2 separate regions of the Homo sapiens genome follow, and region 1 is linked to region 2. The links are chromatin loops, found by intact Hi-C in ENCODE. Cell type or tissue: heart right ventricle. All regions are shown on one strand. Each heading gives the region's core, and the rest is flanking DNA. Links, peaks and the distances in the headings are about the cores only. Region 1 overlaps NHLRC3 (NHL repeat containing 3). Region 2 overlaps LHFPL6 (LHFPL tetraspan subfamily member 6).

Region 1 (16,604 bases), core at 7,372-15,371, 370 kb after region 2:
AATATGGATGCAGCTTGAGGCCAGTATCCTAAGTGAGAGAATACAGAAAGAGAAAACCAAATACCACATGTTCTCACAAGTCGGAGCTAAACAATGGGTACACACAGACATAAAGATGGGAACAACAGACACTGAAGAATATAAGAGGGAGGGGGTTGGGAGAGGGAGAGGGCTGAAAAAGTACATATTAGGTATTACCCTTACATCCTGGATGACAGGTTCAATTATACTCCAAACATTAGCATCATGCAATATACCTTTGTAACAAATCTGTATATGTAGCCCCCCAGAATCTAAAAGTTGAAAATATATATAAACAAGTAAAATAAAAGGCATGATTTTGATACATAATTGCACTAATCTATTTAATAATATAGTCCATTAAAAATCACTTTTATTGCTATTGTTGATAACCAAAGTTTCTTCTGATATCTATAATTTGTGGAAGACTATGGAAACTTTTCAAGTTGAGCCAAAAAAAAAAAGAAAAGAAAAAACAAGAGCTTGTTTTTTCCAAAGAATGGATAAGATTTCATTAAATGAGAATTATTTATATTTCCTTCTTTGCCACAGCTACAAGAAAACTCCAAATTAACTTAATATTTTATTGCTGTAACTATTACTAATCCAGGTTTCCAATAAATGTACTTTCTATAAAATGTTTGTTTGACATTACTTTTTCTATTTTAATGTATTCTTTTATTGTAAGGAAACTCAATTTCCTTTTGGAGATGGAAGAAACATAATTAGTAAATTGTATAAATAGAACTCTACTGCCCTTTGTGTTTCAAGAATAGAAGTTCCAAGCAAGACATCATGATTAAAATGTTTTCCAATAACATAAGAAAAATAATCTGTAACATTCATTACATCAACATATTGTCTACATCAATGTCAAAAGCCAGTTAATAAAATTAAGTATTCTTAATAAAACTCTAAGAGACAAAGAACTGAAATATGAAAATTACCAAAACTTAATAGCAAATATCGTATTATTAATAATTGGTGTAGTGCAAACATTTCCATTAAAATCAGAAATAAGATAAGGATATCCCCCTATCATTCAACATTGTTTTAAATAGTGTAGCTAATGTAATAAAATTTTGAAAATCAAACAAGCAATACAAATATTGAAAGATGTATAGTTTTTTTCAGTGCTCCACCCACAAAATCCAAATGTCCATAATAGCTAATTAAAATAATTAAGGTTAATTGTTAAATTAACTCATTAAATTATTAAATTAAATTAATTAAGGTTAATATATTATATATAAAACAAATTGATTCCTTTTCTCTATACCTCCAATAACTAAATAGAAATGGGGAAAAATCCTACTCTAGTATCGGTAATAAATGCATGGAATAAATTTGATACAGGAATCTAAATTTGTCACGAGAAAAAGGCACAGCATCTATTTTTTTAAAAAAACTTGTAAAATCTTAAAGGACATAAGACATTGGAATGACATATTCCTGGATACAGAATCTTAAAACAATAAAAATATCCATCTTTCTCAAATTAATGCAGTTTAACTCAGTATTACATTTCTTAGGAATGCTTTCACCTGCAAGAAAACATTCAACTAACAGTGGCTTTAGTCACATTTAATTATCTCCCATAAAAAGAAGTCTGGAGAAAGGAAATACAAGGACAATGTAGTGGTTCCCTAACATGCTAAAAACCCAGGCTCCTATCTTTCTGCCTTAAGATTGCTGCTTTGTGGCTTCATGGTTCTGAGACGGCTACTGCAACTTCAGGCATCACTTCCAAGTTCAAGGCAGGGAAGAAATGGATAAAGGAGTGATGCTGCTATTTTTTAAAATCAAAAAAGCAAATGCTTTTCTAGAAGTCTACCAGTAGACTTCCAATTATGGTCAGAGCCACGTCACAGAGCTACCTCTAGTTGCTAGCAGGCTGAGGAAGTGAGCACCCAGCTCTTCCAGTCGTTACAGTAGTGGAAGGAAAGGCAGAAGAACACTGAAAATGGGTATTTGCTTAACCAACTAAGTGTTAATGTATACCATAAATGTTAACCAAAATCCCATTTTTCCTCTCAATTTCCTCTGTCTCTCCAACTAGAATATAAATTGCAGAAGGTGGGAGTCTTTACCTTGATCATAAATTACTTGTTGGATAAACAGCATTAATGCCAACTAAAAATAGCCATGTTTTTTAAAATGGCATTTCTAAATGATAGATGCTTTAGTATATTACAGCCTTACCTTTAATTTTCAATACTGTGACTAAACACAGAATTATATAATAGGGAAGTTCATGTGGTCTCACCATTCTCCCAAACCCTGCCCAAAGGTGGTAGCATGACTGCCATTGTCTGATTGAAACACCACACGTGAATCTCTTAAGGTTTGTTGAGTGCTTATTGCATGTCAGAGACAGGGCTTAATGCTTTACATGCATGATCTTATTTGTATTCACAATAATTCCATAAGGAAAATACTAGTATTCCCATTTCACAAATGAGCAAAAAAATGAGGCATAGCTCAAAACAATACAAATTAGTTGCAGGGCGTGGATTAGAACGTAGGTCAACCTAACTCTGGATTCCAAGCTGTGAAACACCAAGCTTTACCACATCCACTGCTACAGCCCATTCCACTGCTAGAGGAGGGTTCTTTTATTGGGCTGATCCAATGGACCACTCTATTATTTGTACTCATTGTCTTAGTTCTGGAGGAAAGTGCAGAATTCTATTCACTCTACTACATGATCACCCTCTGAGACTTCAGAATTATTTCCAAACACTGTTATTTTGGTTACCTGCTTGTATTAGTCAGGGTTGTCTACAGAGACAGGATGAATAGGATAGATGGATATATGAAAGGGAGTTTAAGGAGTACTGACTCACATGATCCACAAGGTAAAGTCCCATAACAGGCCACCTGCAAGCTGCGGAGCAAGAAAGCCAGTCCGAGTTCCAAAACCTCAAAAGTAGGGAAGCTGAAAGTGCAGCCTTCAGTCTGTGGCAGAAGGTCTGAGAGCCCCTGGCAAACCACTGGTGTAAGTCCAAACGTCCAAAAGCTAAAGAACTTGCAGTCCAATGTTCAAGGGCAGGAAGCATCCAGCATGGGAGAAAGATGAAGACCAGAAGACTCAGCCAGTCTCATCCTTCCACGTTCCTCTGCTTGCTTTTATTCTAGCCACGCTGGCAGCTGATTAGATGGTGCCCACTCAGATTGAGGGTGGGGCTGCCTCTCACAGTCCATTGATTCAAATGTTAATCTCCTTCGGCAACCCTCTCACAGACACACCCAGGAACAATACTTTGCATCCTTCAATCCAACCAAGCTGACACTCAATATTAACCATCACACTGCTTTTGGGTTAAACAGTTTATAGGATGCCCCCTTAAAATGTAGTAGCCAAAGGAAACAACACCACGGAGCTATTTACTAGATATATAGACTATCTTGTCGATTAAACTGCCATTAAATCTACACTTCAATGTTGTCTAAGATTGCAACATTTTTCTTAACAAGGCTTGTAATATTTTTGGCCAACAAACTTTCCAAAACTTTTTCAAATAATTTGTTGCCAAACCAGGTGTCCTCCGATGAGGACTTAACGTTTAGCCATGTTGTTTCAACTGTCTTGATCCAGTTCTTCTGACCTAGTTGGGCATAATGCCCTTTAGATGCACATTTATATTTACACATATGCACACAGACTGCACAAACGTAACCCCCATACGCTCCACACAAAACTGAATACATTTACCTCAATTAATGTTGATTAAAAACAAACGTACATATAGTTAGTTCCTTCATCCCTTTAGTTAAGTAAAAATAAGTATTTCAGTTCAATACAGGAAGCATCAAAATATTTAAATACTTCTTTATACACACTGTGAAGAAAAATGTTATAAAAACATTTAACTGGTGATTGTGACAATTTGTATATAAATGTCGTATTGTAAAAAAAAATTTCTAACACATATTACAGTAACTAATTCTCACTAGGAACAAATCTGAGAATCTGCACCATGCAACTAAAATTTTCTTCCTTTGATAAAGCGGCTGAAAATTGAGAAGCAAGTTTATAATATCAATTTGTTGTGACTCACGCAAATTAATCTATTAAATTAATTTAAATTAAAATTAATTTATTTAAATGTAACTCATGTAGGACATGCTTGTTTTAATGTTACAGTGAGTTTTTTATTTATGAATTACATAGAAGCAGAATTAAGTCATATTACTTCATTGTTTACAATGGAAAAAATAAGTTTTAAGTAGTGTTATTTTTCATTGCTCAAATTCTATTCAATTCTTATACACCAAAGGAGCATCTACATGTCATTTAGCGTTTAGAGGATTAATTTATAAACTCATGGATTCCAGAGTAGCTGATGAAGAAATGACCTAAGAGTCTTTATAAAAAACTTATTTTTCTTATTTGTAAAGTAGCAACCACAAGGTGAAATTGTTTTTTTTTTTTATACAACAGCAACAACGACAACAAAAAACAACTACTAGGGAGAAAAAAGAATGATTCCCCACTAATACAAATTCATTCTCTATTGTACTAAACTCACACATTCAGATTATAGTTTCACCTTCATTTAAAATAAGTTAATTCACTTCTGGCTGTTAGTCTGAATTACTGAAAAGGTTTAAACTTTTTTTTTAATTGTGGACAAGTCCAATTAACCAGTAAAAAATTTCCAACAATGCTTGGAAAATGTTTCACCCATAAAGCAATTTCCTTAAGATGTAAGCAAGTGGCAGAAAAAAGAAAAACAATGAAAGTATGGTGAACACTGTAGCTTCAATTAAAAAAAAAAACAACCAAAGTATGAAGTTTAGCCCATGTTTGATTTCAAGAAATGCTTATAAGCAGAACGCTACTGACCTCTTGTGTATCAAGAATGTAACATAACACAAGTGCCAAAAATGGTATCTCCTAAAACTACTAAAAGACAAGGTTTAAGTAGCTTGTTTTCCCAACCAGGTAGGGAACTATTAGAGCAGAGGACACTTGACTGAGTGCTTTTATATGTTTGTTGTCTCAAAACTTTTTACTGAATCAATAAAGATGATTATTTTGATTTTTTATTGTTGCTGAAAATATATAGCAGAGAATACAACAAATTAAAGTAATAAATTTAGGACTTTTAAAAACTCTCATTTATTTTGGTAAGCCTAAAAAGCAAAAATTTGAGTTTCCATTTTAATGCTGACTATCCAATCTGTCCTGTTTTCAAATGCAAAAGTGCTTAAAAACAGCAAAGGCAAAACAAAATAGGACTTTATTGCCGTAGCCTTACACTACATTGCTTGAAGCAGTCTTTTAATCTGTTAAGTGACCTAAGAACAAAGTCCTAGCACTTTGGGAGGCGGAGGCGGGCGTATCACGAGGTCAGGAGATCAAGACCATCCTGGCTAACACGGTGAAACCCCATTTCCGCTAAAAATACAAAAAAAAAAAAATTAGCCGGGTGTGGTGACGGGCGCCTGTAGTCCCAGCTACTCGGGAGGCTGAGGCAGGAGAATGGCATGAACCCGGGAGGCGGGGCTTGCAGTGAGCCGAGATGGCGCCACTGCACTCCAGCCTGGTCGACCGAGCGAGCGAGACTCCTGCGCTCCAGCCTGGGCGACCAAGCGAGACTCTGTCTCAAAAAAAAAAAAAAAAAAAAAAATTCGTGGTAAATCTCTGTTCACCATCAGATTTCATCCAAGTTTTCTCTGATCGATAAATATTCCACTTGAAAGACCCAATCTGATGGTACAGGTAGGGAAAGATAGAGCTAAATCTATAGCCTTTGGTTTTCTAATTTAGAACACTTTCTCCCCTCCCCACTCCAAGAATAGACCTAAAAAGTAGAAGTATAAAGATGTTCCACTTTTAATGCAGAAATGTAGACAATTAGCTAGTTATTACTGTCAGTTGTACCCTCCCACCACCTCAAAACAAGCTACATTCTTTAAATGTTCTAAGCAACTTCTAGTCATATTTATGCACATCAGCTTACACGCTATATGTGTGAAAAGTGGGATATTCTTTCAGCATCAACTTGTGATTTCATAATTGCTGAAATTCTTTAAAGGAATAAAAAGTTATAGACTGCTTTTGTGACAATAAAATCAAACTTTAATTGGGGAGCCAGATAATATTGCCTTTTCTTTCCAAAATTTTAATTTATACTTTTTAGTAAAAAACATAACACATTTCTCATTCATTTAACCAATTAATCCAAAGGAAAAAAGTGAAGTACTATAATCACAGGTACACTAACAAACACTTTTACAAAGACATTCAGAAATATTTGCAGCAGGTTTTATAAGACTCTGATATAAAACAAAGTAAAATAAAACGTTTTGAAATGGCAAAATCGGTTTACCTAGCCTGAATTGCTTCAAAGAGGCATTTGCACTTCTTGTCCTGGCTTAATAAAACAAAGTAAAATAAAACATTTTGAAATTTCAAAATCAGTTTAGCCTAAATTGCTTCAAAGAGGCATTTGCACTTCTTGTCCTGGCTTAAAAACAAACCCTGAAATTACTTTCTTTTATCCAAATCAATTGACCATATTAATCTGCATAAAGTCTATGAGGATACGTTTTGATAAATGCTATAAACACAAAATTAAGGCAAATCTGATAGTTATTGTCAAATAAATAGCACATTTAGAAGGGCCTTTGTTAATAAAATGCCTCTAATGTATCCAGAGGTATAGATTTCAAAGGGCAAGTCTGTACCTGTTGCACATCTGATTCTCACAGCATTCATGAAAGAGGAGACAATGATATTCCCATTTCACTGAAAACTAAGGTGACTTGTTTAAGGTCATACAGTCCGATCAGTGGCACCAACACATTTACCAATGGCCTTGGAATACAGAGTACAGGGCTTCCTGTTGGTAGATTTACCTTCCTAACCTCACGGAGATGTGATCCAAGTATCAAAACAAGTGTGAGTCCCTTCAGGTCTGGAAAATACTCCAGCCATAACAGGTGAAGAGGAAAGTCAGCTCAAGATTTGTCATATGCTACACAATTTACAGTAAAACACTGGGAAAAGCAGGAAGCTGATGTGAGGAAGGGTGAAGAATGATTTGAAAGATTACAAAATGGCAAAGTTCCTCCAAAACCTATAATAAGCTAAAACAAACTGGAAAAAAAAAAAAAAAGGTCTTAATTGGGAAGCCAATATTCACACCAAAGGAGGGAGTGGGAGGAGAAGATGTAGGAGGAAAGCAGGAAATTATCATCTTAACAGCTCAAAGGATTTGGCACATATCCATGTTATCTAAATAATCTTGAAATTTCTTTGAGGTAGACAAATGTTAGGAATAAGTTGAGTTCATGTAAAACAAAAGAAAGAAAAAGAAAAAAAAAGAGAAGGAAGCTCTACAATCCTTAGTTATTTGTAAAAACCTCTTTTACTAAAGTGCTTAGATGCCAGCCATTTTATTCCTACATTTAAAGGCTGACTGACATTAAATATCTTATAGGTAATGGACAGAAGCCAAGTTGGGCTTTAAAAAAGGCCTAAAAGCCTATCAAAGTTTACAGTACACTTCTAACTTTTTATACCTTCTTTACTTGGAAATTATTGTTTTCTCCTCCTTGTCCCTTGGTAAGCTCCTCCTCAGTTTTCAAGTCTGAGCTCAAATTCACTTCTCCTGCGAAGTATCCATGATTCCCTCAGTCAAATGCAGCACTCCTACTCCAAAAGTCCCACTATGCTCCAAGGTCGCTTTTGCTGTGTTGTGACTGTTTGCCTGCTTGTCTCCCCACTAGACTGCAAGCTACTCAAAAGGCAATCCTGCTTTTTCATTTTTAAGTCGTCAAGACACAGCACTCTGTGGGTACTCAAATTAATCAATAGTTCATCTTATTTACAATCTCTCAAGCAGCTCATTTTATGTTAGTTGCACAATCTGGAGGTCTGGAGTTCTTCACATGAAATTTAATAAATTATCATGCAAGCTCATTTTTATTCCCATTTTTTTTACCCAGGGAGAATCAGTCTACCAGGGCAAATAATGAGGTTACCACCTTAGTCCCTCTTCCCAACCCCATTTTTTAGTTACTTTCCTTTCATTAAAATATCCTTATGCACTTACAAATAAAACTAAGTCCCAAGAGGGCAACAAAATATAAGATTCTTAATGATACAAAAACAAATCTTTCTGATACTAGATCTTTTATACTAGAAAAATAAATTCTTGTGCTTGAACATCATTTTTAAGCACTTAGTGAATTGAGAATCTGAACTGCCACTTGAAATATTCCCAGGAAAGAAACATTATGAACCAAATGAAGGAACATAGCTATTCAAAGGGACATATTTTTGTACTTGTTTTGCTCCAATTTCTGCTACATAGACTGCTCCAGTCTTTCTGTCGACTTCTAGGAGATGTGGCAAAACTTGATCTGCTAGTTGGATTGTGCTGATCACAGAACACTCCCCAATGCTTCCCACTGGGGGTGCTGCTACGACTGAGAGCCTGCTAAGATTCAGCTGGGCCACAATCAAGTACTTCCCATCAGGAGTAAACCTAAGGAGAAAGACATTTAACATAATAAATGTCTGTGAAAAAACATAAGGGTATTTTTTTTCAACATTTTAATCCCCTACTGTGCCAAACAACAGTAGGCACCTACTTGCTGAATGATTCTTTTAAGAAGAATTTTAATTTGATCTAATTCTGTTTATGAAGGAATAAGATGTCCATGATGGTAAGCAAAGCCAAAGATTAGCTTAAATTTGTTAAAAGTATCAATATCATAGTCCACAAAATGAAATTAATGAAGAATTGATGTTAGGCTGGGTTTGATTTTTGTCCTGTTTAAACATTTACCAAATAAAGGCTAGAGGAGAGGTCTAGCATATGTTATTTCTTGTTTTCACTTTACCTGGCATCTGAAAATCTTGGATATCAAATTTCTCTGTATATTTCTATTTTCCCCTAATTCAAAATTAACAATAAATATTTTAAACTTTCAGCTAGCTATTCAGAGGAAGTGAGACACATACACTAACTAAAACAAGCATTTTGCAATAAAATGAAACAATTACCTGACTGAAGAAGGTCCCTCTTCTGTGAAACAATTATTCCATGCTCCTAACCACTCCCCAGTGTCTTTATCAAATACTTGGATTCTTTTATTTCCTCGGTCAGCAACCCACACCTGAGAAACACACAAAAATGTCAATTGAAAAATATCCATGAGAAGAAAAAAGGGAAAAGAATGTTTATTTTCATTAGTTTCACCATACATTATCTCACTTAAGAGGATTCCAAAGAAGGTAGTTAAGTCCCATTTTCAGATGAGGAAAAACTAAAGTTCAGAAAGGTTGCCGTCTCTGAAGTGAGCTTACAAATGGGAGAGGCACAACCCAAAGCTGTCTTAACCCAAAGCTTATAATACTCTGTCTACTGTTCTAAATGTGTGAATAACTAAAAAGCTGGAGTACTCTACCATAATGCAGGGGATCAGTAGATAATGAAAACTGACAACATTCATTCATTCCTCTAACAAGCATTCATTTTTCAATGAGTACTACTGGCTTGTCAGCTCCTGGGCCAGGCAACATGACAAAGAAAAGCAGCCTTACTTCTCAAGAGCTCAATATAGCAGGATGTGAGGTATTCATTCAGATTGCAGTATCATTAAACCCATACCTGCTATTACCAAGGTATGTACAGAGTGCTGAACCAACTGAAGAAGCCTGAGGTATTTTAGCAACAAATAAAGAACAGTAATAGGTTTAATTTAGGTTTGTTATAGGCTGTAATGGGTTATTAAGGAACTTGTTCTAAGACAAGAAGTGAGATGCATTCTAAATGACATTTCATGGCCACATGCATGCAGCTTAAAGCATAAAGGGAAATGGTTTTTTTTATTTTTTGAGATGGAGTCTCGCTCTGTCACCCAGGCTGGAGTGCAGTGGCGCAGTCTCGGCTCACTGCAAGCTCCGCCTCCCGGGTACACGCCATTCTCCTGCCTCAGCCTCTCCGAGTAGCTGAGACTACAGGCGCCCGCCACCACGCCCGGCTAATTTTTTTGTATTTTTAGTAGAGATGGGGTTTCACCATGGTCTCGATCTCCTGACCTCGTGATCTGCCCACCTTGGCCTCCCAAAGTGCTGGGATTACAAGCGTGAGCCACCGCACCCGGCAGGAAATGGTTTTTGATGACTTGTGGCCAGGGTTGTAGAGAGGTATGAAAGAATGGACTGGGAGTGGGTCAGTCCTCTTTACTTCTACCTCCCTGCTTTTGGTCCTTTGGATTTCTTGGGTTTGTGGATTGAGAGATAATTTCTTCACAGGTAACCCTGATTACAGCTTCATCAATATGTGTGAATTTTGGTAGCCATTGAATTAATCTCCAATCAGAAACAAATCAAAACTCACTACACCATTTAAGAAAGGTTGTTGATGCCAAAGTAAAGCAATTTCTCAAGGTCTTTTCCTGATCTATGGTCCTTTAGTAAGGATAGGTTTTCTTAAAGAGTTTGAGACTAGTATCCCAGACAAATGACCAAGGAAGAAGTATAGTTTACACCCTAGGATGGAATGATACTTTAGATTGTTAGCATCATCTGTCCTGCTCAACACTCAATGAATTTTGATTATGGGAACTCCTGTTTAACACATAACAACAAGTCTGGAACTGACTAACCTTTCATATAGGGTTGTGGTGATGATTAAATGAATTAATTATGTAAAATGCTCAGAACAGAATTGCTATTGTTATAAAACACAATTTTGTATAATTGACACTCTTTATCACTCAGGAATGCCAGAGTACCCCCATCAGATGATTTCCAAGGCCTTTTAGAAGGGCGTTCCTCACCATGATGAATTTACCTGGGTCGAGGTCTCGCATGTTCTGAAATTTGATTTTTTTTCTTAGCACACAATGAGTCACCCAAGCTCAGGAGGATAATGTGCAAAAGTTTAATTCAAAGTTTCCAGTTCCCAATTTATATACAAAGTTCACATGGTTGATTAACGTCTTATGGCAGATCAGAAGATTTAATGATCAAAACATTCTCATTTTTGTCAATCAATTATGATTAGGAAGCCAAGTCATAATTAGAAGTTTGTTTGCTGAGCACTGAATCAGAAGTAGAAATGGATTAAATGCCTAATGGTATGAAGGCAAGTAGCCTAATGTACCCATTGTGTGTCAAGACATTTAGTCATTTAATAAATAAATATGACTACTGTGTACTAGGCACAAAGAAATAAAGCAAAAGAGATTCAGTAAGCACTTTCAACAGCCTGACATCTATTAGGGGAGACAGACAAATGATTATAATATAGCATGATAGTTACTATGATACGAAGTACAGGCTGCTATAGGAAAAGAGCAGGAGAAACTAATATACAAATTTTTTGGTGGCGGTTTCGTTGTGAAAAGGTAACCTCAAAGAAGTGAGATCTATGCTTAGAAATTGAGTAAATGCAAAAGAGATAGTAGTGAGTAGGGTAGAAAAGAGAGAAACTGATTGAAATTTGTTGGCTAAAGCTTTCTGTTCCCTAAACAATGTGGAGTTAGTGAGAACAAGAGTTTGCCTAGGTGACTCTTTTTCAGACTTCCAAGGTTAACCTCTCCCACTCCACTTTAGATCAGCACATTTTTTTCTTGAGAAGTGAAAAGATATTCAAACACTTTTAGTGGAGTTTTCCCAGTAAGAGGGCAACTTTTTCTTTCAGGTAACTTTATGTTCAGATCCATTATTTGTGCCTTCTATCCTTTTAAATGGTACAGGAAATCCATTTTGCTCCTTTCTAAATGTTTGGGGAACCCCCTCACTATAGGACTCAAACACTTGTAAGAAAGTATGTGTGCACACCCAGCCCCAGAGTAATTACCCAGACATACCCACTAACACACATGTATCCACATGCCCAGACACACATGTATACCACAATCTATATATACATGCCCAGACACACACACACACACACACACACACACACACACACACAAACATATTCAGACACAAAGTCCCAGACACAATGACGCTGTATTTGTACCCGACCAGCTGAATCAAGTGTAACACTGTGAGGTATGTTGAACTTAGCAGGCCCTGTCCCATTTTCTCCATGCAGCCAAAGGATCATGAAATCTATAAACGGTAAAAATATATAGTCAGAGCAACATATAGAATGTCTCATGCATTTGCATATTTTATGAAACAGGTTACAAAGAACTATTTAATTACACCGCTGGTTCACTTGACTATGCTTTCTCGGCTTTCCTGTCTATATGCCCATTTGCCCATTTCTTACAGTTTTTTTTTTAAAGTTCCTTCTCTGCTTTAGGGAATTAATCTACTTCTTTAATTATTATCTCCACTTGAATTTTTCATGACTGCTTCAAAATCATTGTTTAGGGTTTATGCCATCCTCTCCCTAAAACTGGTTCCCCTTCCCAACTTATCTGTTACTTGATATTAGTATTCCACAGACCTTAAAAATTCACATTATGATTTTACCGTCTATCTCCTTTATTACGCACTACGGTGGGTTCAACTGTGGTCCTTTAAAAAGATGTCCAAGTCCTAACTCCTGATACCTGGGAATGTGATGCTATTTGGAAATAGTTTTTGCAGATAAAATTAAATTAGGGATCTCATGAGATCATCCTGGATTTAGGGTGGGCCCTAAATCCTTATTAAGAGAAAGAAGGGAAAGACTGGAGGCACAAAAACACACAGAGAAGAAGGGGCCGCCATGTGAATATGGAGACAGACATCAGAGTTTTGCTGCCACAAGCCAAGGAATGCTTGAGCCACCAGAAACTAGAAGCGGCAAGGCAGGACCTTTAGAGTGAGCACAGTCTACCAGATTTCTAACTTCTGGATTCCAAAACTGTGAGAATAAATTTATGTTGTTTAAAGCCACGCAGTTTGTGGCAATTTGTTATGGCAACCACAGGAAACTAATACACTTATATTCAATCTGTCTCCTAGATTTCGTTGTTTCTTTCATTCAATTTTTTGGATTCTTGCTTTATCCTTATTCTACATTTCCCTTTCAACTGTTATCAACCAAATTCAGTTACTAATTGATAAATTGACTACACAGCCTCCAAATGACAGAGCTCACTTGAAGTAGATCCTAAAAGAATGTCTTATAAAACCTGCTGTTGTAACATCACTTTTCTACTAGGAAAACCTCAAAAATGTTATAGGCAAAAACATGGCTTTAATAATCCTCAAATAAGACTTCAGAAACATCCCAAATTGTATTTTCTGCTGCTGAAAAAGTGCATCTTCACCTTCTTTCCTGCTAATAAATGCCTGTAGACCATGCATGATAAACCCTCCATGAATGTTCCATCCATCCTCCCCTCTCCTCCCACCAAAACTAGTTTAGTTCAATAACTACTTCCTTCATGATATCTTGTTCTATTTCTCCAGGCAATTTAGTTTCTCCTCCTAAGTCCATTTTGCTTTAAGAATCAATAGCATAGACTACATTTCATTGTTTCAATACATAATAGATCTGCACCTCCTGATACTAGAGAGGACACAGAAAGGGCACTCAATAAAATGCTTGCTGATTAATCAGCCTGTAGGATACTTGAGTCTGGGATTCTAGGTTTCTAATTTCTACATGCTTAATTAAATAGGATACACACTTATCTCCTGAGCCCACTAGAAATTCTCATACTGTTGCCAGTTACTTTTGGAGGAATCTCCTGGCCTTTGGTGAAGAATAAGTGGGCCTGTTATCAGGATCATTTATTGTGGGCAATCATACCCATCTGTTTTTCAGTTTTCTCGTAGTAATACACTTAGCTCTTTACACACCGCTTCATACACAACACTTAAAACATTATACCAAATATCGAACAAATTAAAATCAATTTATAATATTTTTATAATACCATAAACAAGTAATGTACCTTGGGACAGTTTGATCAATCTGTTATTCAATCCTCCATCTCCATCCACAATGTAAATATCTCCTGTGTCCTCTACATATAATTCTGCTGGGTTATCAAACTGCAAAGGATTCAAACTAGTGCCTTTTTTGCCTGGAGTACCCAAGACTTGAACAAGATCACCAAAAGAACTGTATTTTTTAACAGTATGACCAAAGAATCCTATAAAGATAGATATGTACATCTCACAAATAAAACCACTATACAAACATTCAGATTTTTCAAGTAAGCTAAGAGCAAAAATTTGATAGAAGTAAATAATAACAAATAGGTGATAGGCTTAGGAAATTACATATAATTGACAAGCACTATAGCTTCTTCGTAAATTACAGCCAAATTTGATCACGAATTAAAATCTCCATTAGTCCAAAATAAGCGGATTCTAAATTCAAATAAATAACATCCCCATAATTGACTCATTATACAGGAAACTCAGAATGCTAACAAAGTATTGGTGCACCATTTTCTTTTTTAATCTTATGACCTTGAATAAGCATTGCTTATGAAAGGAAATCAAGAAGAAAATGTAAAGGGAACAACTTATATTTGAAACTGTTATTTCAATCACTCACATACAGACCTTAAATTTCAGTAAGTCAACAAAAACGTTCTCTATGGTACAGATTTTTTTTTTAACTGCATTTTCACCTTGTGGAGACATTCAAAATTCAACCCAACTTTTCTTTGCTAAGAAGAAAATAATCTTTGTAAATCATGAGTATCTTATTTTCTCACGTTAAAATTTCTTTAAGTTAAAATTATCTTACAAGCAAGAGCATAAAGCAGACTACTAATAAGGGAATATCATAAAGCAGTGAACAGAAATCAATTTGAAGGTACATATGCCAAATTAATTGATAGGTATTCAAAAGACAAACTGGATACATTGAGCTTACCAGAAAGAAAGTGAATCAGCTTGCATTACAATTCTATGTTAAATAATTTATTTACTATTACACTTTTAGACAGTTGAGCTAAAGTTCATAGCAATAAAAAACACATAAGCCTCCAAGTTTCTAAAAACTAGCAAAAAAGACTACCAATAAAAAATTTTCTCAAAAAAAAAAGGCTAATTTGTAGCCATATTTTTCATTAGAGGAAATTTATTCCTTTGGGAAATGGGAATATAAAACTGTCTTCAGATCTCTGGGTAGAAAATTAGCTGTAATGGAAAAAATGAAGAGATCGTCTGTGCTCTTTTTATTTCTGGGAATCAAGGAAGTCTTATTTTTAAAAATCACATGAATAAAATGAACTCAAAGAAATGGTCTTTAACAGTGGATCTTCAGGAAAAAAGTGAAAATAGACTCTCATTATAGTATTAACAATTCACTCAGTGATAATCTATAGACTTTTTTTGGTTGAACCAGATTCATACTATGTAAAACACAGCATGAAATAAATGGGCCATCAGCTGAGGCCCAGAAATCTTATGGGTTCTGAGAACAGCTGTGATAATGGCACTACTTACAGAAACTGAGAACTCATTATCTCTAAAAAATGGTATCTGAATCAGCCAGGACTGTAGAACCAGGATGTCTCTCAATTCAAGAACATAACTGGGCCAAGGAATACTAGAAATAATGTCTTTATAATCCCATTTCTTCCTGAATTCCTAGGGTAATGCCAGGATATCTCAGGTATTGCCTTGTCTTAAGCTACAGCCACAGGTGAATTGTTTCTCTGAAAACTTTCTCCATAGCTGCACATTCAGTTGTGCTCACTTCATTTTTCAGCTTTTTCTACTAAAAATATTTGATGGCAGGAAGATTTCAGACATGCTTCAGTCAGTAGAATTTCAAAAACATTAACAACAGTTTCTGCAATCTTTGCACTTTGAGCAACAAAGCAGTTACGATTTCACAATCTTTTATGAAAGAAAACTGGAAAAGGAAAATAAGAGTCAAGGATTCCAGTCATTGCTTTCAGAGACTGCCACTTTATTTGGCTTCAGTTTAGAGTTATTTAATCTGAGAAGAGCAACTGATGCTTTAAAGAGGAAAAGACCCTAGACAAGTTCAAGGAAAGATCATATTAACAGGCTCCTTGTCAAATTTCTTTCTTTTTTTTTTTTTTTTTGAGACAGAGTGTCGCTGTGTCACCCAGGCTGGAGTGCAGTGGCGCGATCTCGGCTCACTGCAAGCTCCGCCTCCCGGGTTCACGCCATTCTCCTGCCTCAGCCTCCCCAGTAGCTGCGACTAAAGGCGCCCGCCACCACGCCTGGCTGATTTTTTTTTTTTTTTTTTGTATTTTTAGTGGAGACGGGGGTTTCACCGTGTTGGCCAGGATCGTCTCGATCTCCTGACCTCGTGATCCGCCCGCCTCGGCCTCCCAAAGTGCTGGGATTACAGGCGTGAGCCACGGCGTCCAGCCCTTGTTAAATTTCTTAATTCCACAGAAGTACAAAATAAAGTTTGTTAAAAACATGTGATTTCATGAATCGTTAAAGAAATTACAATTAGATTCAGCAACTCTGATTTTAAACAATACAAACAAGGACATGTGCAAAGATGTGATTTCCAGTAAGATAATTTAATAGATATTACTATACATACCACTTCCTACATCCGTGATCCAGACGGATTGTTCATATAGAGTACTGGCTGCAAATATACCATGAGGTGTGTCAACTGTATAATTCCAGGCTCGTAGGAAATATCCATCCTCTGTGAACA
Region 2 (8,000 bases), core at 1-8,000:
CATTTCTGAAATGATTAAAACCTTTAAAAAAATAAGATTTAGAAAGAATCATGAACTTAAACTACTTTGCTCAATTAGGAATATTACAACTTTAGTAAAAGCTAAAACATTTTGATTCATTTCAGAAGACTAATTCAACTCTTATTTCACATATAATGAATGAGACATTTATTGGTTATAAAGCTTTTCACTTTTTGTTTCCTTACTTATCCAGAGAAGAGGATGGGAATACCAAATATGTTTTGAAACCATTTCATCCAAAGCTGGCTGGAAATGTTTCTCTTTTTCTTTGTTCAATGATAGGTAAAACACTGTAACTTTAGAGCACTGTGATCACATTAGTGACATCAGCTTAAACTTAGGGACTAGGGAGAGATGAAGGAATTGTAGTTGTATTTCACAAGAAGTCCAGAGTAGAGAAACAACTCATTATTTGCCATTTTTTTCACATCTAAAAGTGTTCTCTTTCATAAGCAAGATTGGGGTCAGGACAAAAGGGAGTGCAGCCTGTTCTGGGTTTTGTTGAAGCTGTCTCCAGAAGCTAAGTAGATGGACTGGTACAGCCCACATTTGAAATGTAGACTGATTCACCTACTTACTAATTGGGAAGCTAAATCCATGCCCTAACCATTTCTTAAAAAATAAATATTATAAAATAAAATAAGGAAAACATTACTGAAACGTTTAAGGAAGGTGAATCTGTGGAATCTGTATTCTGATCATTGGGCAGCAATATTTGTGTATCACTAAACATTACACCCATTTCCCACCTTTATCTCCCAGGCAGCTCAGGATGAATGGGATTCTTTACATGCTGTAAAGTCGGCAAGGCTGTTTGGTCACAGCAGAAATTTCATGTTAATGCCAAAGATTACTAGAGTAGAAGATAGGAAAGGCAAAGCTGTTTAATTTTGTCAAAGATAAGACAATATTGTGAGGTTTCTGTGACTGAATCAGATATTGTATTTTATAAATGAAGAAAATGCACAACCGCTATTGGGAGCTTCAAGGAATTCTGCTTTAATGAGGGGCCTTGCCGATCTTTATCATTTAAAGTGGATGATAATCTTTAGGGGCTGCACACATTCAAGCTGACATTCTCTTCCACCCTACTTTTAATATGCAGCTTTTACTTCCCCCAGACGCTACTTGCATTGTTAGGAGATTTCTGGATAAAATGTACATAAGTCTGTTAAAAATAAGGGAGTAAGAGAAAAGTTAGACATGGCCAATTCCTTTTACTCAGATTTTAGTTATATGGCATTCTGGAAAAAAAAAAAAAAAAAAAGACCAAAAAAACTTTACCCTTTAAAAAAAAATCTTATTTTAGGAATCAGAGCATACTTCTAGGCAATCATTTCATTTTGAATCTATTATATTCCATTTGTTCTTTAAGTTCATTGAATATTTAAAAATCCCTGCAGCATTTTTTTCAAATCCCATGTAAAGAATTAGCAGCTAATTTGGCATACTACAGTATTCATAAGATAAAATATGTAAGTAAGATTGACCAGGACTTACTTGTTTATTTCATGCATTCATTTATTTTACCAGGACAGGGTGGGAGTGGGATGGTGGAGTGGGAAGAGTAGATGTGGGGTTTGTTTGGTTTTGTTTTAATTTGGGCTTATCTTAGAAGATGTGAAATGCCTTGTTTTGATGCAGATCTGTCTGTGGATTGGGTGCTAGGACACAAGACTAACACTCTTTCTCTCCCCACATAATGCTCTAAATCTTGCAACAATACTGACTCAATGACTTCAAATCCCATGCTCCTTTCTTCCTTTCTTTCGCTTTCTAAACATGTTTGTGTTATGAATCATACTCAGACACAGGGCCCATTTGATGGCTGGGGCTGGGTCTCCTTGTCACCACCCCAGTCAATTGGAATGCAGCCCACAAAGTCGCCCCTGCCCCGGCCCAGGAGCTCCGCCTGGCTGGGTGAGTTCATTGATGTGCTGAATATCACAAAGACTTAATTCTGTGCTGAAAGGTTAAAAAGAAGCGGGGAGGGGAAAGAAGAGAGGAATAAAGATGAGGTCCGTGGAGAATGGTTAATTCAGCTAATGAATTTTTGCAGAATGGCTAACAAGGAAGAATTTTGCTTAAGGAAAATTGGTCCTTGATGTGACTCCTTCCCTCCGTCTCTTTTGCCTTTTGAGCGGGTGGAAAGTTAGAGGAGCTGTTAGTTAAATGACAGAGGGAAATAGAAAGATGTATTTTCAAAAGGCAAAACAAAAACTACCACTTTGGCTTCCAATTCATGCTTTGAGGAATGTCAGCTTCTCACAGCGTTGCTCCGGCCGCCCCTGCCCCATTTAATATTATGCAGCTGGTGTGACCTAATTTAGCCTCTGGGGGCACCCAAGTCAGAGCAGTTGAGGGCTTCACACAGATTCTTCTGCAACATGTCTGTTAACCAACAGTGCCTTTGGGAAAAAGCTTGGGTAGTTAGTCTTTTTGGTAGAGTCCAGTCCTGTCCTGTTTCAAGAGGGATATGAATAAGGCAGGATGATTCCAAAGAAGAGAAAAGACACTGGACACTGGTAAGAAGTGTAATAAAAGCAACTTGGCCTATCCCACCTTTGTTTCTTCCTGGAGTTAAGAGGAGTCTCCCTACACCTTCGGGCTCTTCTAAACTTGGAATAACCTAAATGTATCGGCAGGCTAGAAGAAATCTGCAGATGACATTTTAAAACAAAAACATGTTCATGTTTAAGAAGAAAACCCTTATGTGATTGTACAAGATGTATTCATTATTCAAGTACCTGTGACAAATGTTCATATGCCTATGGTAGACAAGAAGATAAAAATAGGTGCTGGGACTAGCAGAACTCAGGTTTTAACAACTTTAGGAGGAAAATTTGATTTGCATGCCATTTACAAATTTTTTCTACCACCTCTGACATCAGAATTATAAATGTTTAAAAAACTGCACAATGACTTTATAACTTTCCTGTATTTGATTTATGTTCACACAAACTGTAAAAGAGAGAAAGCTAGCACTTTCTCTTTTCTCTTGCAATTACATACTGCATTCACACATTAAGTACATGAAACTGATACCACTGTTCTCCAGCTGCAGACTTTTGACTTTATTGCCCAAATATTCAGAGGTTGTATGGAAAAGGAGCTCAAGGTAGGGGAAGGGAAAAGGCATTTTATTCTCTACCTTTTTGTCCTTTAAACTGTATGATCAAAAGTATCATTGTGTGGCACCACAGTTGGGGAAAACATAGAGTAAATGAACTGGAGAATGAATTGGCCTAATATAATGGAGTTTCATGCCTCCTCTTTTTTTTTTTTAACATATTAAGGTTCATTCATTCAACAAACATGTGCTAAGCATCTGTAATATGTCTGGCATTGTTCTCAACCCTTGGGATACATTAATGAACAAAACAGATAAACATATCAGCCCTCCTTGGGTTTATATTCTAGGGCTTGATCATTGAGTCAATAGAACCTGATTCAAATTGTTCAGATTATTTTTCCCCACATAGTCTTACTACTCTTACTCTCATCAAAGACGTCAGTTCATATTAATTTTCTTTACCATTTCTGTTGCAATTTACATTTGCTCAGTACTCTAACTTCAGTCGTTACCCAAGGAGACTGCATAATCTCATTTCTTGGACATTTCTTCATTTCACATCCATTCTGTCATTATACACTTGCTATGGACAGAGAATCTAGGGGTGATGTCTGAAGGACCTTTCTAGTCCTGATTCTGCAAATATCTAAGCATCAAATGTCTACTCAAGGTAGGTAAGTATTGTTTTCTTTCTTTCTTCGTAATGTATTGAACAAAGTTCAAGGAGGCAAACTGGCTGCAAATGAGAAAGGCTTGAAAAGTGTCAAGGTTTAGACTTCTCACTTTGAATTCAGCACTGAGACTATGAAGCTTTGCTGCTTGTTGTATTTATTCTCCCATTCATTTATGCATTTATTAATCCTTCATCCAGTACACCTTCGGTTACTGCAAAACTATGAGCCAGACACTGCCCCAGCTGCCAAGGGGAGCAAAGATATGCCAGAAAGCCACTGCCCCCTGGAGTTCAGTCTGGTGGGGCACCGGGATGCTTCTTTGCAAGCACAGTTCTTAATTTCAATTCATGAAGGACTTAAGTGTTTCTTCAGCTTGCTTTTGTTTTTTGTTTTTTTTTTTTTCAGTATTTTTATGGCAAGCTGTCTTTGCCAGCAGAGGAATACACTATTAACATGTTGAACACAGACCTGAGTTCTTCCACATGTGCGTATGCATACACATGCATGTGCATACACATGCACAAAAATTTGTTTTTCCTCAACTTTGCTGAACTACTTTTCCTTCAGTTATCGGCTGAGGCAATATAGTAGTATGCAAGCTTTTCAGAAATCCAACGGGATTCATGCCCAGCTGAGTTATTTCACTCTGCGTTCTGTGTCAGTTCCTGGAAATTAACAATAGAGCATTTCACTTTGGTCTTTGATCCCACCAGCTCAGTCATGGTATTTTTCCAGATGTTTCCGTCTTAGGTTGCTATTACAAAAAAGCACAGCACAAGTTAAACTAGGACAAGTTGGCCTGTCCTGGGGTCTGAGGAATGTGTTTTCCACCAAATAAACTGGTCATGTGCCACAGACGGGTTAGAAAGGGAAACTCAGACTTTATAATCAGAGTGATCCTTTTCATTGTGTGTTTAGGAAAAAGTACCATGTCCACCCCCAGTAATTTGACTCAAGACCCTGTAGCTTCTCAAAGACATTGATTTGGCCTGGTTCTAGTAAAAATGATTTGTGTTTTGAAATAAGTTACCATGCTATTTTCTCTCAGGTTAATTTACCCTAGCCTGTATAATACTCTTAGGGGTCTAAATGCCAACAGGCATAGGAAAAAACCTCAGTTGCCAGTAATTATATCATTTAGGTGGTTGGGCAGAGATAAGACAAATAATTGGTGTTATCATGCCTTCTATCCAAGTTTTGTAAGCAAGAATTTCATAGCATGTTTTAACACAAATGGCAAAAAAAATAAGCCCACAGCAGCTTGAAGCATTATATGTGAAATTTACTAAACTAGAAATAAGAAGAAGAAGTGAAAACAGTACCCCAAGAAAGTCCCAGAAGACTGATAACACCAAATGCAGGGGCCCTTGCTCTACCTCAACTCCAGCCCAAATCCACCATGAAGACTCCCTCAGTTGTCCTGAAACACATGCCCTGAAGCATAATGTGGTATTATAAAATAAATTTCCTGAAAAATGACAAGATAAGCTTCTAATGAACTGTGGCTAAAATCTGATACTGGAAAGAGGAAGATGGAAGATGGAATTAGGAAGATGTTGTGTGAATGTTGACACATATTCTCACAGCTAATGCTTATTTTATTAAGCATTTCTCATTTGGTTTGTGCTACTACTAACTCATAACATTATTTATTGAGCTTGATTTCCAAATAGGTAATATCTTTCTAAATGCTTTTATACCCTGTGATCTGGCAATTTCACCCCTCCATATAGTCCATACAAAAATGTATAGATATGTGAATGAAACGGCATATGAGAATGTTCCCAGAATTATTTTTTTGAGCAATCAAACACTGGAAATTGTCCAAATGCCTATGAACAGTAGAGTGGATAAATTGTGGTATATTCACATAATGAAATGCTATGCAGCAATGAAAATAAACCAATTCTAATTATACTCATCACTATGGATGAGTCTCGTAAACATAAATTTGAGTCAAAGAAGCCATAGCAAAAGAGTCCATAATTTATGATTCCATTTATTTAAGTACAAAGAGAGGCAAAACCAATCTATTTTGTCAGGAGGTAGGATAACCCTTGGGAAGGGGTGGTGATTAAAAAGGAATAGAAGGAAGGCTACTGGGGTGCTGGTTGATTCTTTTTAATGTTTGTAAAGTTTACATGGTGTCTTCAGCTTATGAAAATTCCTTGAGCTCTGACCTTATATGTACACTTGTCAATATGCATGTTAGAGTTTAATACACTTGTGCAAATGCAAACATATGTTCACTTATTAAAGACAGCAACACAACAGAAAAATTCATTTAAAACTTACTTAAAGAAAAAAAAAAAAAAAACTAGTCGGTTGTGATGACACACGCCTGTAGTCCCAGATACACAGGAGGTTGAGGCAGGAGGATCTCTTGAGCAGAGAGGTTGAGGCCAGCCTGGGCAACATAGTGAGACCCACCCCCCCTACCCCCAATTCCTAAAAAAAAAAAAAAAAAATCCTGAGTAGTTTCGGGTTTGACATTTAAATAAGAACATAATTTACGAATATTTTAATCTTATTTTCCTACTTTAAAGATTAGGATATTTTCCTGAGTACATATCAATGTGGATACATTTCATAGTTATTATTTGACCACAGGCTCTGAAGAATTGGCATAAAATATTGCATAATACAAGTATGTTAAATTGGATTAAAATGAATAACAAATGCTATTTTTCCTTCGTTAAATATTCCAGATTTCTTTGATTAGATATCATCTCTCCCTCTTTTGAAAGTCCACAATATGTTGTATTTCACTTAGCGATGCATATATTGTACTACTTTGTATTATGTCTAATTTTATAAACTCCTTGGGGTAGAGTTAGGGCTCGTTCATCTTTGAATCTACTGTGATATCTGCAGAAGGCAGGTGTAATATAGTGAAGATGTTAAGAGAGTGCCTACTGGTGCTAGACATGGGTTCAGGTTCCCTTGCTGCCATTTACAATTTTTTTCTTTTTTTTTTTTTGAGACGGGAGTATTGCTCTGTTGACCAGGCTGGAGTGCAATGGTGCAATCTCGGCTCACTGCAACCTCCGCCTCCCGGGTTCGAGCAGTTCTCTGCCTCAGCCTCCCGAGTAGCTGGGATTACAGGAGCCCGCCACCACACCTGGCTAATTTTTTAATTTTTAGTAGGGACAGGGTTTCACAATCTTGGCCAGGCTGGTCTTGAATTCCTGACCTCGTGATCCACCCGCCTTGGCCTCCCAAAGTGCTGGGATTACAGGCGTGAGCCACTGCACCTGGCCTACAATTTGTATAAATTTGGGGAAGTAGTCTCTCTGTACTTCAGTTTCTTCTTTATAAAATGGGAACAATTGTGGCATCTGCCTCTTAATGTTGTGAAATTAATCAATCGCCAGAAAGCTCTGAGGACAGTTCCCAAAACATAGTTAGTTCTCAAGAATTGCTAGCTGCTATTTTTAGGCATGGTAGTATAATTAAGATTCCTGCTGTGATTCCTGAATGAGAAAAAGAAAAGAAAAAAATTAGAAAGACTTAGAAGTAGTGGTCAGTCAAAAGTCATATGTAAAAATCTAAAATTGCTTGGTAAAATTTCTGTCTGCTAATTCCCCAATACAATTTTTTTCTCAAATGTTCTTCAAATAAAGTGCACTGATCATTTATAGTTGAATATTTTCAAAGTGTTCTAAATCAGTCTGGTCATAAACAATTACTAGATTATTTCTTGTAAGTATCGATAGTCTCCTGATTCAGTTAGGTAGGTGGGACCATGGTAATAAATAGACCTAAAAATGTATAACGGTTGAAACACGGTAAAAGTTTATTTCTAGCTCACATTACAGCCCAAGTAGATATTACCAGTCAGCTTCCATATGATGATTCAAGAATCCAGGTTCTATTGATAGGTATACCATCCCCTAAGTCTCTTCTAATACTTATGTCCCACAGAAGTGAAAGAGAGTATGGGAAGCTGTATCCATCTACTTCTTAAAAGCCATGATGAGAAACAGCACACATCACTTACTCCCATATTCCTTAGCTAGATTTCACTTAATGGCCACATCCCACTGAAGAGACACTGGGAAATACAGTTTAAGTATGTGCCTCAGAAGGAGAAATTGAATTTTGTAAATAGCTGGCAGTGCTTGTCATTATTTAGAGGTAGGCAAGGGCTATAGTTCTACTTCCCGACAATTCCATTGCAAATACAGAAGCATACTCATAACATTCCCACACAGATATGTCATAGCAATCAG

What was found. Hi-C counts contacts between places; a loop is a spot of excess contacts. Peaks named below come from ENCODE experiments on the same cell type or tissue, not always from the same donor. Only the 100,000 strongest peaks of a DNase experiment are listed, where the experiment ranks them.
Region 1: it touches region 2 in a loop (4-fold over the local background); 9 of 110 quality-filtered maps call a loop at or near these places.

Annotation. Positions count from the first base shown.
Region 1 is chr13:39,039,592-39,056,195 of GRCh38, reverse strand. It overlaps NHLRC3 (NHL repeat containing 3), which reads right to left. Exons shown (of 7, transcript NM_001012754.4): 3 at 16,485-16,604; 4 at 13,891-14,091; 5 at 12,015-12,106; 6 at 9,044-9,156; 7 at 6,087-8,522. The coding sequence ends at 8,270. LOC105370169 (a long non-coding RNA gene) reads right to left here and starts at 3,124. Exons shown (of 5, transcript NR_187783.1): 1 at 2,868-3,124. In heart right ventricle, for the core only: no CTCF peak of the experiment used is centred there; no DNase peak of the experiment used is centred there.
Region 2 is chr13:39,411,671-39,419,670 of GRCh38, reverse strand. All of the region lies in intron 2 of LHFPL6 (LHFPL tetraspan subfamily member 6), which reads left to right. Among named protein-coding and RNA genes, the nearest start is that of LHFPL6, 190 kb to the left of the region's middle. RefSeq lists an enhancer at 1,686-2,628. In heart right ventricle, for the core only: CTCF peaks have their summits at 2,366 and 4,066 (motif pointing left); DNase peaks (open chromatin) are centred at 1,901, 2,332, 4,050 and 4,440; H3K4me3 peaks cover 2,021 bases; H3K27ac peaks cover 7,764 bases.